2 separate regions of the Homo sapiens genome follow, and region 1 is linked to region 2. Evidence: read pairs that join two places in POLR2A ChIA-PET (ENCODE). Cell type or tissue: OCI-LY7. All regions are shown on one strand. Links, peaks and the distances in the headings refer to the core of each region. The heading gives the core; the rest is flanking DNA.

Region 1 (2,920 bases), core at 262-2,761, 240 kb after region 2:
GACCTCTTGGATTTTACTGAGAACACAGATTAGGACCTTGTTGCTCGGAGTCTGTTTCACAGGGAGCTATTTGCTCCATTCCTCAGATAGGTGAACTGCGGAGACTTCCGTGTCCACTGCGTTCTGTCCGAGCTGAGTCTTCAAGAGAGAGATGGATGAGTAGCCTCCATCCACTATTGGAAGTTGAAGCACAGTCTTTCAGAATGATGGGGCCACCTGTTTGAATTTCTTTTACACAAGTCAAGAGATTGACACCAGCTTCCCTCCCCTGGGTCAGAGGTCTGGCAGCTTCTGCAGAGAGCATGGTGGTGGGAGGGAAGAGAAGGGAGAAAAGCAACACCATAAGCCCTTGGTAGAGGATTCCCTACATACCGGGGGGCCCTGTTCATGTTTACAGCAGCAAACACTCTTTGTCTGATACAGTTGTTCTCCAAGCAAGCAGCTCCCCAGTTCCCTGACTATGCCTGGCACAGTGCTGGTGGGATCTCAGGATTTCTCTCCCTCCCTTGCCTCCCCCAGCCACATGCACGCGCCTCCCCAGCCCTGATCGTCGAATGGGGTGGATATTGGTAAGGATCTAAGCCTCTTCCACTTCCCAGATAAGTGACTCCTTTACATGTGTGTGTAGTAAGATTGGGGGAATATTATATTCACCAGAATTTAGCCTAGGGAGTGCACTGTATGTGGAAGAAATAATTTGATAAGCTGTTTGGTCGAATGGAAGAAACGGCAAAGCCACAATCTTGTTACTAAAGATGGCCGCTTCACCGTAGGCCATGACACAGGGTGAGGAATTTGTTTTGCTCCTGAGAAGTAACGGAGTAGGTAAAAGAGAAAGTGAAGTCATAGAGTTGGAGAAACCCATGCCCCGTGCAAGGTCACCAGCCCCATGACCTTCACCTCTTCGGTTCAGGCAGAATTTGTCAATGTCGACACTACTGATGCTTGGGGTCAGGTGATTCTTTCTTGTCAGAGGGCTGTCCTATGCATTGTGGCATTTCTGGTCTCTACCCACTAGATATCAGTAGCCTTCCCCTTCCATTTTGACGTCCAAAAATATCTCCAGACTTTGCCAAATGACCCCTAGGAGGCAAAATTGCCCCAGTGGAGAAGCATGGAGTTACAGCAACTAAACTCATGAAGCGCCTGATATGGGGGAATTCTTTGTGAAAAGCATTGAAGGGCTTGCGTTTCTGGCCAGACTGATATGGGGCCATGCAGAGGCAGCTGGAGGGACAGAGGGGCCAGAGACAGAAGGGATCATGAGAATATACGCCCCAGGAATTCATAGATATGGTGGGGAGGGCTTTGCTGTTTTTCAGGCTGTGGTCTCTGGGGGCAGGGAGCTTGTCTGATGTGTGCATTACAGAGTCAGTCCCTTTCTTTAATCTGGGGTCTGTGCTATAGACAATAGACACTCCTCCGTGTTCCTCGCACGAGGTGGTCTGTCTGCCCCAGTTTTCAGCTGTAAGATAGGCTGTGCCCACTTTTTCAGTGGGACTCTGGGAAGGAGCTAGAAGTTGCCCCACCCAGTGGCTCTCCTGTGAACCAACATCTCCACGCTAGTTTGAGCCTCCTACTAATAACAATGGCAGAGATAACAGTGGGCATTTATGGTGACACAAATGAGGAGTGTCTATTGTGGAAAGATGGGCACATGGCAGGACCTCAGGACTGTCTTTTCAGGTTCAAGTGGAGCAATACTTTGGGTGGCCTCCTTCAAGACAGATGTGTCTTGAAAACTTCCAGGGCCAACTGCCTCCTTTGTTTTTGTTTTGTGGGTTTTTTGTTTTTTTTTTTTTTCTTGAGACAGAGTCTCCCTCTATCACGCAGGCTGGAGTGCAATGGCATGATCTCGGCTCACCGCAACCTCTGCCTCCCGGGTTCAAGTGATTCTCCTGCCTCAGCCTCCCAAGTAGCTAGGACCACAAGCATGCGCCACCACACCCAGCTAATTTTTGTATTTTTAGTAGGAAGAGCTTTCACCGTGTTGGCCAGGCTGGTCTCGAACTCCTGACCTCAAGTGATCCACCCGCCTCAGCCTCCCAAAGTGCTGGGATTACAGGTGTGAGCCACTGCACCTGGCCATTTTTGTGTTTGTGTTTTGGTCTAGGCCGGTCAATGCTGAACTCCTAGGGGTCCAGACCTTCTGTCCATTTCCTATCAGCTTCTGCTCCATTCTCTCACGTGAACATTGGGACTAGTTTGCTCTGCATGGCGCCCACCTATTTTTTTTTTTTTCAGCAGCATCAGGATTCTTAGAATTTTCCAAAATCACTTCCTTAACTCCTCTTCTGCTAGATTTCTACTCTCCACCAGATTCCTAAAGCCATTATGGTTTGAAGTGTTGGGAGCATGTGTCCATATTAATTGAAATCGAATCAGCACATACATGTGGAGGGGCTAGAATGGAATGATGAGGGCGTAGGTGACTCTATCATCTCTCGAGCAGCTTTTGTGTGCCTGCCAATACTTTAAATAAGCAGCAGTCCCCCAGTTCCCCGACTCTGCCTGGCACAGTGCTGGTGGAATCTCAGGGTTTCTCTCCCTCCCTTGCCTCCCCTTGCTGGGATTACACTTGTAATCCCAGTACTTTGGGAGGCCGAGGTGGGTGGATCACGAGGTCAGGAGATCGAGACCATCCTGGCTAACACAGTGAAAACCCGTCTCTACTAAAAATACAAAAAAATTAGCCAGGCACGGTGGTGCAAGCCTGTAGTACCAGCTACTCGGGAGGCTGAGGCAGGAGAATGGCGTGAACCCGGGAGGCAGAGGTTGCAGTGAGCCGAGATCACGGCACTGCACTCCAGCCTGGGTGACAGAGTGAGACTCTATCTTAAAAAAAAAAAAAAAAAAAAAAAAAGAATTAATCTAACAGCATGTAAGTGCTTAATAGATAATGAAAGAACCAATGAGGGAA
Region 2 (2,920 bases), core at 115-2,614:
TCTACATCTCTTTTTTTGACGCTGTGACCTCTCACTAGAAAGTTCCACAGAAAGCTGACTCTCATGTAAAGTACTTGCATCAAATTCTAAATCACTTAAAGATTTTTCTGCTTTCCTCTTGCACTGCGAGGACCTCTTTTGATTAGGACTTGGAACTGGATTTAAGTTTATCCCTTCTAATGCACTTTCCCCTAGCAATTTCTCTTCCTTTCTTTTGGGAGGTAGTCCAAAATACACACCTATATCCATTTGCTTCATTACCTTGGTAGAAGGATGTCTTGCATTATACTTAAGACCAGAAGGCAATATTTTCAAATACTTCGGAGCAGGTGTACTAGACAAGTTTTCTGTATTTAAAATTGTAGCTTTACCAACTGGCACACCCTCTAATGCCTTTCTGCAGAAACATGCTGAGTTAGTATTATTCTTAGCATTCAAGTTCTCACTTGATAATTTTCTAATTGTATTTTGGGTTGGTTGGGAAGAAAGATACCCTTCTACCTGACTTTCAAAAGGTTTCAACATTAAACTCTTAACTAACGGAAGAGAAACTTGATTGTAAACAGATGATTCTTCAATTACCTGTTTCTGTTTATTTGATTGAGCTGAGTGAAATTCTGGCTCATCAGGTTTTGCTTTAGTTGCCTGATGAACAGAAGCAGCAAGCTTCCCTGCCAATGCAGGTGGAAACAACACAAAATCACCACCAGTACATGCCAGATCATAAGGCAAAGTACTCTCATTATTTTGAGAAATAGGTTGAGACAAATCATTTAGACTATTGAATCTATACAATCCTTCATCATACTTATCCCGAGTTAAGAAGCTGTTCACTTTGGGGCAGCTCTCATCCTGGTCCTTCAGTAAGGGACCATGTCGTTTTTTAAAAAAACCACAGCTGTCATCATCTTCTTCGAGGCTGCCATCTTTTGAGCTTTCGGTAAAAAACAGTTGTTCTTGTGAATCATCCGGTTTTTCATCGATATCATGAGTGTCTTCATCACTTTGAAGTGGAGAATAGGAGATTTCACAGTCACTGAAGTCATTTTCTGGCAATGGCAAATTTATGTGTTCTGAGTTGTTTGCAAGACGCAAAGCAACTCCCACTAGTTTGTCATTCTCAACAAAATCTGTAAATTGTAGAGCTTGTTGGGATGTTTGGATATGAGTAGAAATCTTTTCACTGGCTTCAGTCAGAGACGGAGACTTTTTAAAATACTGTGTCATCAATAAGGGATCATTTGAAACCGAGTTATCAGTTTGGTTCTGATACGAAGACCATCTTTCCTCAAGGCTACAAAGGACGCCTGACTTAGTCTCACTGAAACTGCCACCTGACGCAGGTGATGGGCTGCTAAAAGGATGATCACCAGCCCTGCTTTGAGCTAGCAGGAAGTGAGTGTATCTCTTGTAATGAAAAGGAATGGTTGAGGTACACAGAAGACCATCAGGACACTCTGAAATTTTAATAAAGAAAAAATATTACACGATCAAAGCATAGACTAAGCTTTGACAACATTAGCAGTATAAATTGGGTTCCATTATTTAATATCCACATTGCATATAATAAAAAGCAACAATTTTAATAAGATTAGTTATAATTGTTGATACACTGAACAAGTTTTAGATTCTATTCTAAGAATAGAATTTGAGAAATTGGTTAATTATAAGGCTTTACTAATTTGGAAACTATTCCCTATCATACTACCATGATTGAGAAACTTTCTATAAGCCATCTTGGTATATCCCTGTGTATGTTAATTTCCAGATTTATCAAAAAATGACACCTCCCTCCCCTCAAAAAAGATGTTATATTTGTTATATTAAATTAGAAAACTTCATGGCTTACAACCTAACTTAAAAATGCCTCTTAAAAGCATTTGTTATAGAATGGAATTTAATTCAAGAGCCATCTGAGAGTCTACTCAAAGGAGTTTAGTGAAAAACCAAAAGAAAAATTTTTTGAGGTGGCTTCATCTATATGACATTTTACCCTAAGGTCTTCAACCATGGACTCCAATTTCCATTCTTGATTTTCAAGTTACATGAAAGAAAATTACTAGCAAATTTGTGAGGTTTTCACTTGCTATCCTTTTCTGGGAAAGGCTAATGCCAAATTTAAAGAAGAGTTGTTTTTTTTCTGTATCTTCATGCAGTACTTTAAAATAACTACAGGTTAATAATAAAATGTATTCTGAATCATAGCTAACATGAAAGCCATATTGAGTATTTTTTTATTTTACTGAATTTTAACTTTTTCAGATTAAAAAAATCCATATATGGAATATAAATGATTTCAAAATATATAAATCATCACAACAACCTGTTCTCCATATGTATTCCAAGTAGGATTTTCTACATTAAATACTTATTACATATTTTAAAAGATAAAAAACATAGCATACTTTTATTATCATTTGACACGTTTTTTGTTAGAATCTTAATCACCTAGGACTCCTTCACAGTTCCTCTTCCTGTATACATAGCACGATGACTAAAACATAACCATATTTAGAAACCACATTATATCTATACTTTTTTTTTTTTTTTTCAGACAAGGTCTCCCTCTGTCGCCCCACCCAGGCTGGAGTGCCCTGGCATGATCACAGGGCCCTACAGCCTCGACCTCTTGGGCTCAGGTGATCCTCCCACCTCAGCCTTCCAAGTAGCCCACCACACCTGGCTAATTTTTGGTAATTTTTTTTGTAAAGATGGGGTTTCACCATGTTGCACAGGCTGGTCTTGAATTCCTAGGCTCAAGTGATCCGCCTGCCTCCACCTCCCAAAGTACTGGGATTACTGGCATGAGCCACTGTGCCCAGCCTATTTATAATTTTCTATGGAGTTCCATAATAACCACCAACTGGGGCCGGGCGCGGTGGTTCATGCCTGTAATACCAGCACTTTGGGAGGCCGAGGC

The links. Peaks named below come from ENCODE experiments on the same cell type or tissue, not always from the same donor. Only the 100,000 strongest peaks of a DNase experiment are listed, where the experiment ranks them.
Region 1: POLR2A ChIA-PET joins it to region 2 with 12 read pairs; 3 of 35 experiments call an interaction of 5 or more read pairs at or near these places.

Annotation. Positions count from the first base shown.
Region 1 is chr10:114,086,343-114,089,262 of GRCh38, forward strand. No RefSeq gene overlaps it. Among named protein-coding and RNA genes, the nearest start is that of ADRB1, 44 kb to the left of the region's middle. In OCI-LY7, for the core only: a CTCF peak has its summit at 1,496; a DNase peak (open chromatin) is centred at 1,549.
Region 2 is chr10:113,849,188-113,852,107 of GRCh38, forward strand. DCLRE1A (DNA cross-link repair 1A) reads right to left here. Exons shown (of 9, transcript NM_014881.5): 2 at 1-1,457. Among named protein-coding and RNA genes, the nearest start is that of DCLRE1A, 3.4 kb to the right of the region's middle. RefSeq lists an enhancer at 2,448-2,667. In OCI-LY7, for the core only: a CTCF peak has its summit at 2,608; DNase peaks (open chromatin) are centred at 1,354 and 2,534; H3K4me3 peaks cover 2,024 bases.